2 separate regions of the Homo sapiens genome follow, and region 1 is linked to region 2. A link is a loop called in an ENCODE intact Hi-C map of the cell type or tissue named here. Cell type or tissue: PC-9. All regions are shown on one strand. Links, peaks and the distances in the headings refer to the core of each region. The heading gives the core; the rest is flanking DNA. Region 1 overlaps LOC105373899 (a long non-coding RNA gene). Region 2 overlaps LOC105373899 (a long non-coding RNA gene).

Evidence for each region. Peaks named below come from ENCODE experiments on the same cell type or tissue, not always from the same donor. Only the 100,000 strongest peaks of a DNase experiment are listed, where the experiment ranks them.
Region 1: it touches region 2 in a loop (1.9-fold over the local background); 2 of 110 quality-filtered maps call a loop at or near these places.

The regions. Positions count from the first base shown.
Region 1 is chr2:221,713,996-221,719,387 of GRCh38, reverse strand. The region is part of intron 5 of LOC105373899 (a long non-coding RNA gene); the gene reads right to left. Among named protein-coding and RNA genes, the nearest start is that of EPHA4, 140 kb to the right of the region's middle. In PC-9, for the core only: no CTCF peak of the experiment used is centred there; a DNase peak (open chromatin) is centred at 2,767; H3K4me3 peaks cover 634 bases; H3K27ac peaks cover 924 bases.
Region 2 is chr2:221,638,738-221,644,129 of GRCh38, reverse strand. LOC105373899 (a long non-coding RNA gene) reads right to left here. Exons shown (of 8, transcript XR_923942.1): 2 at 2,418-2,522. Among named protein-coding and RNA genes, the nearest start is that of EPHA4, 69 kb to the right of the region's middle. In PC-9, for the core only: no CTCF peak of the experiment used is centred there; a DNase peak (open chromatin) is centred at 2,479.

The DNA.
Region 1 (5,392 bases), core at 180-5,179, 75 kb before region 2:
AAAAGGGAGGGCTTCAGGTGTGCCCTGATTGGAGGTTGTTGGCATGGGGAAGCGGTAGATGGTCTAACTAGAAGTGGGGCATCTTATGTGATTGGGTGGGAATATGGATTCAATTTTTTCCAGTTGGTCCTAAATTGGAAGCTGGGGCAAAAATTAAAGAAGCTGTCAATTATTATTTAAGTTTTGGCTGTTTGGAGCTGATTGCTACAGGGGTTATTGTTCAGTTTCCCGGGCTGGTTGATGCAGATAGTAGTTTGTTTTTTTAGATTCATTTCTGTAGATAGGTTGCCTTCCTGGGCTGTATCGCTGCTGGTTGTAGGTCAGAGTTTTATTTTTATATGTTATCTGGCCATTGTCTGCTTGTATATGCAGGTTCTCAGATACAGCTTTCAGGGTTTTCTGTTCTTCAACCAAAAATGGTCTATTTTCTTTTTTAAATTATACTTTAAGTTCTACAGTACATGTGCAAAACATGCAGATTTGTTACATATGCATACGTGTGCAGTGCCATGGGAATTGAACAAGAACACTTGAACACAGGGTGGGGAACATCACACACTGGGGCCTATCATGGAGTGGGGGGATGGGGGAGGGATAGCATTAGGAGAAATACCTAATGTAAATGATGAGTTAATGGGAGCAGCAAACAGTCTATTTTCTGTGAGTTCATTTCTAGGTTGAAGACTGGGGCTTCCAAGCACATTTTTTCACAAAGAGAAAATGAATAATAGCTATTTTTGAATGATCATCCAATGTATTCCAGACTAAGCCTGATAAATGCAGCCCCTCATTCAATATTCACAGTGATCCTGTGAGGTAGATGCTATTCGTGTTTTCATTTTACATATGAGAATGCAGAGACACACAGGCATTAAGCAACTTGCCCAAAGTCCCCTAGGTTAGAAATGGAGGAACAGGGATTTTGAGTAAATCAGTTTGACTATAAACATTTGATTTTAACCCATTTACTCTAATCTGTGCACTATAGTCTCCCTAGATGGCCCTCAGCAAATAACAGTTCCTTTTCTTACAAAGTCCAAGTATGACAGTAGCCACCCAGGCTACTGCATATAGCTGCATATATACTGCAATAGCAGGGGTGAAGAACAGAATCAGCGGCACTTTGAGAACAGAATAAGTGCTTGGGTCCTTCAGGAGGACAGACATAAAATACAAACACAAAGAGGCTTTGGTGGAGGACACCAACATTCTGAGAAACAGACATATCTGTGGTCAGCTGTTCATAGTTAAGGACAGCTTGTGACCTTTTTATCTCTGACATTTCTGTGGTCCAAAGCAGAGTGTGTATATATCAGTTTTAGGTGCCACATAGATGGCAGCAACATGGCATAGACATTCCATAACTATCTTCCTATGCCTCCATCCCCTGAAACTACCATGGTTTAGTCATGCCCTGTGTACTGCTTCTTACCATGAATGTCATACTTTTCTCATTTATGGTTATTTCTTTGCTTCCAGACGAGGGAAAGGGCCTTCTGAGCACAAGTCTTTGTGCACAGTGTGTGTTCAGTTCATTTGGCTCGTGTACCAAGAAGGGCAATGAGAAACATTGTGATTTTTCTTGCTCGAAAAACAACTCCCTGAGGTTTTAGAACTAAATTATAACTTAAATCAATAGTTTGACCTTAAAGGGTATTTTTCGTGCATTTGAGGCATGAGAAATGGAATAATAAAAAAATTCTCTATATTTATATAGTATTGTTTCCAAATGATTTGCTCTTTTTTTGTAATAAAAATCCTAACACTGTTGAGATTATATAAATCTGTTAGTTATTTTACAGTAATCCTAAACATGTCCAACAACGTTTCTTAATTATTCCATCTCCTTCCATTTGTCTTAAAGCCATGCTAATAATGAAGTCGAACTATGATTGGAGTGATGGCGGTAGGGTTTTGGTGTCCTGGGCACATCATAATCTAAACATATCAATTATAAGGAAGGACAGGACACTCTATCACTTCAGTGTAACTAGGTGAGGCACTTGGGAAGTTCCACTAGCTCTTACAAAGCACTGATATCCTGTTTGGTAAATGACTGTTCCTACATGCTAAGTGGTATGATCCTTAAAGTTCCCATTGGCACCGCATTCTGGAAATACCACTAACTGGTTGGGACATCCTGACATGGAGTGACCGAAGACTGGCCAGACAGCTGATGTTTCTCTGAACATGATGGGTCACCACTATTAATCTACACCTATGTGGTGGAATTTAGGCTGGAAGTGAAACCACTTTACAGTGAGGGTAAAGAATGCTTTTCTCGTGCACAAATTGAGTGAGTGATGTAATCTCGCTCATTGTCTGTCCTCTCTTTTCCACTCATTCCTCCTGTGACCACGAACCAACTTTTTCATGAGAATTTTCCAAGGATCAACTGACAGAGATGTGTTCATTTTGCATTCAAGGCCTCACTTGCAAACCTGGCTAATGTGTCCATCACCAGTGCAAGTACCTGAGCTTATTCTCCATGCTGGACCCTGTGCTAACCGTTAGTTCCAAAACATCCACGCCAGCTCAGGCTGCCTGCCCACCAGATACCTAATCCATTCTCATATCTGTTCAGGTCTAGGTTTCTGGTTCTGATTCCTAACTGATTCTCAATTTCTGGCTCTATATCTAGATTTAGCATTTCCCCAATAGTCTTGGCTGTCCACATTGTGCTTGAAAATACAATAGAAAACGTATCTTTCATTCTGCAACCATAGAAACCAGCCCTAGTTTTTATGACTAACTGGTTCCAGTTAGTCATTTAATAGCTGTGTCAACAGGAGCAGCTCCAGAAATGTGGGGGAGGAAAGTGCATAGAGCCTGTGGGTCAGATTGAAGTATAAAGGTCGAAGATAATATAGAATTTCTACGAAAAGCTCAGCATGGAAAATTAAGATATAATAAAAAGAGCCTGCTACTTTTTTTCTTTAACACTCCATTGACATTGTGAGGTTCTAAAACCTGTAGCTAGCAAATGTGAAAAATGGGATATAACTATTTTCAGACTAGTCTGAAGCTCCTCCAGCTTGAGAAGGGATACTTACTTCTGCAATAAACTTTTTGAAGTTTTTACAAACACCCAAGTCATGGAATTGACCCATGGAATGCCACCTTATACTGATATTTCTATCCAGTGACAAGAGAAGTTTCATGCTGATAAAAAATGGAGGAACCTATTTCTGATTGTTGACTCAGCACTTTGGTAATTTAACACTGGTTTAATATACAATTAGCACAGTTCAACTCCACATCGCTTAAACCTACTGCCTGTAGAAGCCAGTTGCCTCATTAGAATGACAAAGTAGAGACAAGGGACTCTGAACTACATTGCACAATGGAATCCCTTTTTTTCCCTCCCCCAACCCACGCCCTACTTCTCAAGAATTTAATTTTCACCTTAATAGAGGGAGCTAGCATCCAAGAAAAATTTCCAGGGAATGGGTAATACTTACTCAAAGATTACACTGGTTCTCTAAACCACAAGACAACTGTCCATTTAAAAGGTTAAGGAACTCGAAAAGATTAAGTGGGATGATGCATAGTTGTACTTCATAAAACTGTAGGTTGTATATAAAAATAAGAATGAACGCACTTGTGTGATTTTGGCATCATTGTTATGTAAATCCTGCTGGGACTCCACAGTCCCGTTCAACTCTCCTCTCTGCTAAGAAGCTTACAGTGAGTCCCAGCACTCACTCTCCAATCTCTCTTCTCCTGCCCTTAGTACCATGATTTGACATTTCACATGCATAAATTGTCACGAGGCATGGCTATTTTCTTTCCAACCCCTGAGGGAAGATATTTATATATCTCCAGAAAAATAGACACTTGATTTATTTATTGACCAAGGGATTGTAAGGAGACAAATTTGTCAAGACAAGGAATTCCTAGACAGCTACATCTGATGTGTCTACGTTCCCCCAGCCTGTCTCACTTTTGCCTTGAGACTTGTTGACACCAACATCCCAGGGTAGTTGTGAGCATCACGTTAGATAATATACGTGTAAATTCATTGTAAACTGCAAACTGACTGCAAATGATTAATGCTGTAGGATTACATTCAAAAGTTTAAAACAGAATATGTATATAAAAATATTAAAGTTAAATTAAGATTACTCATCAAATATCAGTTAGATGCGGTAGTATTTCTTCCCTCCAGATTAGAGGCTTAAGGTAGAATATGGGATACTCTTAAATTCAGATCTTCATACAAATTCAGAATTTGCCAATGGCTTTTAGTAGTCTGAGCTTTACTTATTTTCTCCTGTGAAATTAGGCAGTTGGCTACGTTGATTTCTAAATTCTCCTCTGCTTCTGCAAGTAAATAAAATGTTGTAAGATTCAGCTTTCAGTCATTTCATTTGCATAAAAGACTGCTGGTTGAAGAATAGTCTATGGGAAGTCTACCAAATTTTGTAGCTCATTTCTCTGACTTAAAATGCAGTCTTTGATTCCAAAATTCTTCTAGTATTAGATTATCTCTATTAACATACATAATTTCTAAATTATTTTTTATTGGAGCCTTTAGTAGATGTGTAGCACCAGAGAAGATATTTGGCAATTGAGCAGGAATTAATACTATATTGCAAGGAATCTCAGTGTAATATAAGGAGCTATTTCATGAGTTAATTACACAAACATTACTTGATATAGGAGTCTTGGGGAACAATAACATTTCAGACTATGATGCCCAGAAAAGGCTTTACAGAAGAATTTGATATGAGTTAGGATGTAGTAAGAGATGTAAAAGGGACATCCAGCTGAGGATGCAAAGTGTAATAGTGCAAAGGTGGGAACATACAAAGGATGTTTTTCTGACAACCAGTAAAACAACCTGATTGCAGCAGAAGGTCAGATGTGGTGGTGGGAGATAAGGCTTGAAAAATAGGTTAGCCCTAATTAGGGATGGCATTGAATGACACTGAAAGAACTTCAAAGAACTATATCCTTCAGGCAATGGGGAGCAGGTTCCAAACTTTCAAGAAAGACAGTAATGGATTGAAATTTTATATTAAAAATAAATTGCCATCATTCATCAGCATGAGTTGGAAGAATAGACAATGACAACAAGCAAAACTATTAACAGTTTATTCCCACTGTCCAGGCCTGCATTGATAAAGTCTTGAACCAGGTCGCCAGCAATAGGACTTGAAAGAAAAGAAGAAAAGCAAAACACTGGGGAGGGAGAATTGTCTGGGTAGGAGCAACAAGTGAGAGGAACAAGACAGAAATGCCAGTGAGACTTTAGTTCTGGAGAACTGAGCACATTAGTGGTGTTCTTTGAAGAGGAAGAGGAAGTACTGGAAACCAAGCATATTTTGAAGATCCTAACAGGGTCTTCAGTTTCTTTAGAAAGTGAATTTGTATGGTGGAAATAGAGTAC
Region 2 (5,392 bases), core at 187-5,186:
ACTAATGTGACAGTGGATTCATAGACATGAGACACTTTGAAAATGAAGACTTCTGATTAAAGACTGACCTAGGTGTGATAATATGGACAGTGTGGCACCCAATCACAGGCTATGGAAAATGTGATGTTGTCAGGCTGAATAAATACAGAAAGTGGCAAAAAAAAAAAAAAATCCCTTTTTAGGTTGTGGCACCCAGACCTCCTTGCCGAACTGAGAATGGAAGATTATACATTTTCATTAGATGCTCTAGGTCTGAGAGAAGATCTTTTCATATTATCACTCTTCCATAATGATAAGTCTTGTAAAAAGCATCTTCCTAAAATGCTTTTACCAAAATTGACAGAGAAAAATGATGCTAGAGGCTTTTATTTCTCAAAGCTATGTTTAAACGCTTTCTCCAAGATATATTTGTTTTATTTTTAGTGTTTTCTCTATAACATCATCGATTATATCTGATTCCTCATTAACTTAGAAAATATGAGTAAGACTTGGGATTTTCATGTAGTGCTTAGATCCAGGGAAGAGAATACTGATAATTTTGTTTGTTTATGTTACGATGTCTTAGTAGACTTAGAATAGACTTCAGTTTTATCTTCTTTACTAGCTGGAGTAAAATTGATATTTGATGTTGAGCAAGAAAAAATTTATTTTTGAAAATGTCTTTCCTCATTTATTTGTTAATTAATTTTACAATTCTTTCATGATTTATGTTAGTTATTAAGATTAAGCTAATATCATCAACATCCCAGCATCATCATCAGTGTATGTATTAGTCCATTCTTACACTGCTATAAAGAAATACCTGAGAATAGGAAATTTATAAAGAAAATATGCTTAATTGGCTCATGATTCTGCAGGCTGTACAGGAATCACAATGCTGGCATCTGCTTAGCTTCTAAGGATGCCTCAGGAAACTTTTACTCATAGCAGAAGGCAAAGTGGGAGCAGGAGCCTTCACATGGCTAGAGCAGAAGGAAGAGAGAGTGGGGAGGCGCCACACACTTGTTAGCAATCAGATCTCACAATAACTCACTCACTCTCACAGTATTGTGAGAACATCATCAAAGGGGAAATCCACCCCCATGATCTAATCACCTCCCGCCAGGCCCCACATCCAACATTGGGATTACAATTTGACATGAGATTTGGGTAGGGACACAGACCCAAACCATATCACTGTCGTAACAGCTCTCATTTCTTGAGTACCTACTTTGTATCATTGTGATGAATACTTGGCACAGTATTTCCTTTAAGTCTTAAAATAACCTCATGTAATGGGTATTCTGGATTTTTCAGACAAGGAAACTCAGAGACATTCAGTAGTTTGCACAAGGCCACATGGCAATGTAGATCAAAGTCTAGACTGAATCTGAGGTTTCTCTACCCTCTTATCAGGGATCTAGATAGAGGATCATCTATATCCCTAATAGGCAAGGCACAAAGCCATTCAAGCAACATCAGTTGAATGCTTCTCCCGTGGTGTGCCTTGTGCTGGCTGCTGCCAGGAATAACAAAGTGGCAACTGCCAAGTCCCTGGCCTTAAGGCATACCCTGAATAAGGAGGTGGAAAATAGCAGATGAAAAGCTAACTAGAAGTGTTTCTCAAAGTTTTTATCAAAGTACCTCTTAGGACAGTAAAGATGATTCCGTAATTTGAAGGATCTACAAGTGTGGCCGCAAATGACTGCAATGTGCAGGGCCTATCTTTGAAGTCTTGTTTTCGATAAAAAGAAATGTTGCATTCTACTCCATAATACACTCATGCTGGATTTTTTGTTTATCTGTTTGTTATTCTTGAGACAGGGTCTCACTCTGTCACCCAGGCTGGGGTGCAGTGGTGCCGTCTTGGCTCACTGCAGCCACCAACTTCCTGGGCTCAAGTGATCCTTCCACCTCAGTCTCCAGAGTAACTGGGACTACAGGTGAGAGCCACTGTGCCTGGCTAATTTTTATTTTAATTTTTGGTAGAGATGGCGTCTCATTATGTTGCCATGCTTGTCTCAAACTCCTGGGCTCAATCCATCCTCCTGCCTTGGTCTTTCAAAGTGCTGGGATTACAGGCATGAGTCACTGCGCCTGACCTACCCATGCCGTTCTCATGTAAAAGTAAATTTTAAAATCACCTACCGGCAGGGCGCGGTGGCTCACGCCTGTAATGCCAGCACTTTGGGAGGCCAAGGCGGGTGGATCACGAGGTCAAGAGATAGAGACCATCCTGGCCAACATGGTGAAACCCCATCTCTATTAAAAGTACAAAAAAATTACCCGGGCATGGTGGCGGATGCCTGTAGTCCCAGCTACTAATCACTTGAACTCGGGAGGCGGAGGTTGTAGTGAGCCGAGATTGCGCCACTGCATTCCAGCCTGGGCGACAGAGCCGGATTCCGTCAAAAAAAAAAAAAAAAAAAATCACTTACCATTGACTGGAATAGCTGCTCACTCAGTAAATACTGCACTTTCTCCTTGTGATTTCACATGCCCTTGGCACATCACATTGAGGTTAACTTCACATTACACATTTCCTGATTTGAGAAGAAAGGAAGTTCTCAGTGATAAATTCCACAATGTTAAAGGGTGAGACTTAAGTAGCTAACCACAAAACTCATTTCTCTTTTAAGCACTATTCATCCATTCAAAAGTACATCTCTGATCTTTCTGATAATGAAACTCTTCTGTATCTTGACTGTGGTGGCAGAGACTCAAACTTGTACGTTGCGTAGAACTAAACATGTGCAAACACACACATAAGTGAGTGCAAGACAAATGGGGAAAATCTGAATGAGATCAGTGGATTGTGTTAACGTCAATATCCTGGTTGGGATGATGTATGGGTTGGGTAAGGCTTTTAAGACCTTACCACTACAGGAAACGGAATAGAGATATGCTATGGTGGTATCTCCTCCAAAAGTTATTTTGAAACTTAATCCCTGATGCAACAGTATTAAGACACGTGGTCTTTGGGGGGTGAGTAAGTCATGAGGGCTCCTTCTTGTGAATATGATTAGTGCTCCTCTAACAGAGCTTGAGGTTGAAGAGAGTCTTCCATGCCCTTCCATTCCTCCCACCACGTGAGGACACAGCTTTCATCCCCCCTGGAGGATGCAGCAACTGGCACCATCTTGGAAGCAAAGACCAGGACCATTATCAGACAGTGCCTTGATCTAGGACTTCCCAGTCTCCATGACCATGAGAAATAAATTTTTACTGTTTATGACTTACTTAGTCTGTGGAATTTTGTGACATCAGCACAAATAGACTAAGACAAGGTGCATGGGATCTACCTGTACTAATACTTAGAACTGTATCACAAAATATCTCTGTATTAGTCAGAGTTCTCCAGAGAAATAGAATGAAGTACCCTCAAAGAAACACCCAAAATAAGGTTTGAAAAAAGATGTGGGCATTCTGTAGCCCAGTGAGACTGACAAATAAGATTAACCATCATAACCTCAAAATTAAGTAAATAAATACATAAGTAATGAAATACATCAAAATATCTCAGAAAAAGGTTTAGTTTTTTTGAAAGTGAAAAAAATACATCTCTAGATTGAGAGAACCCAAATCTAGGTTTACATCTGGGTTTTCTATTGTTTCATTGGTCTATGTGTCTGTTTTTATGTCAGTATCATGCTGATTTGGTTACTATTGTAGCATATTTTTTCTCACCCCAGTTAAAATGGCTTTTACAGAAAAAGCAGGCAATAACAAATGCTGATGAGGATATGGAGAAAGGGGAACCCTGGTACACTGCTCCTGGAAATCTAAGTTAGTAGAACCACTATGGAGAACAGTATGGAGGTTCTTCAAGAAACAAAAACTAGAACTACCGTATGATCCACCAGTTCCACTACTGGGTATATACACGAAAGAAAGCAAATCAATAGATTGAAAAGACACCTCCACTTCCATTTTTATTGCAGCACTGTTCACAAAAGCCAAGACATGGAATCCACCTGAGTGCCCATCAATGGACAAATGGATAAATAAAATGTGGTATATATACACAATGGAATATTATTCAACCATAAAAATGAATGAAATCCTGTCATTTGTAGGAACATGGATGGACCTGGAGATCATTATGTTAAGTGCAATAAGCCCAGCACAGAAAGACAATATCGCACGTTCTCACTCACAAGTGGGAACTAAAAAATGGATCTAATGAAGAATGAGTAGACTGGTGGTTACAAGAGGCTGGGAAGGATAGGCAGTAGAAGGGGATGAAGAGAAGTTGATTAATGGGCACAAAGATATGGTTTGGTAGAAAAAAATAAGACCTAGTGCTAGACAGATTAGCAGGGTGACTATTGTTGATAATAATGTATATTTCAAAATAGCTAGAATAGAAAAATTTTGATGGTTATTGCAGAAAGAAAAGACAAATATTTAAGGTGATAGATATCCTAAGAACTGCAATATCCCAAGAAATTATCTGATCTTTACAAATTATATGAATGTATTAAATTATCTCATGCACCTCCAAAACTATGTACATTTATTATAGTCTGCATCAATAAAAATTAATTAATTAAATTAAAAACATTTTTTTAAAAAGATAAACCAAATCTAGACTGCTTTAGATATTGAGATCCTGGGCTTCGAATTTGATACCATGATTAGATAAGACTTTGGAGATCTTAGGATGGGGGTAAGTTTATTTTTCATGTAGAAGGGAGTTGAATAATTGTTCCTAAGAGTGTGGACAGTAGTATATTAAATAATTGTCCCTAGCTCTTCACTATTCTCTGCAATCACATCCTTTGCCATGTGACCTAGTAGCTCTTTCCGCTACTGTCAAATGTTTCCTCTTGCCCCTTGTCTTTAGCCTCTACCATAGGGCTTACTTTGGCCAATGGGATATTAGCAAATATAATACAGAGGCCTGAAATATGTTTACAACAATCACCTGAATGCTGGCCATGGCCTGGAGCCAACCCCAGCTTTGGAGCCTTAATCAGCTGACTCTGCTGACTACAGAAACATGAGCAAGAATAAATGATTGTTAAGCTATTGAATTTGGGGCCAGCTTGTTTCATAGAAAGATCTTCCCAACCTAAAATATTATTATTTTATTTCATAAAAACTTGAGTACCTACTCCATACCTGGAACTGTGTTATCTGCTGGAGGTATGATCATAAATAAAATGGACATGCCATGTGATCTAACAGAGCTTACAGTCACGAGTCTGTCATTCATGTTAAAAAGAGAAAGGATTCTTTTATACAGCCAGTCATTACACCACCCCCCAACATCTACTGATTTTAAATTTTAAATTCTTAAAAAATATTCCTGGTCACATGAATGTTTAATTCTGTGCAATATTTCAAGAACAAAGCTATGGTGTAGCAACTAGACAATGAGTTGAGTTTTTGCTTTTTGTTTGTTGTGTGT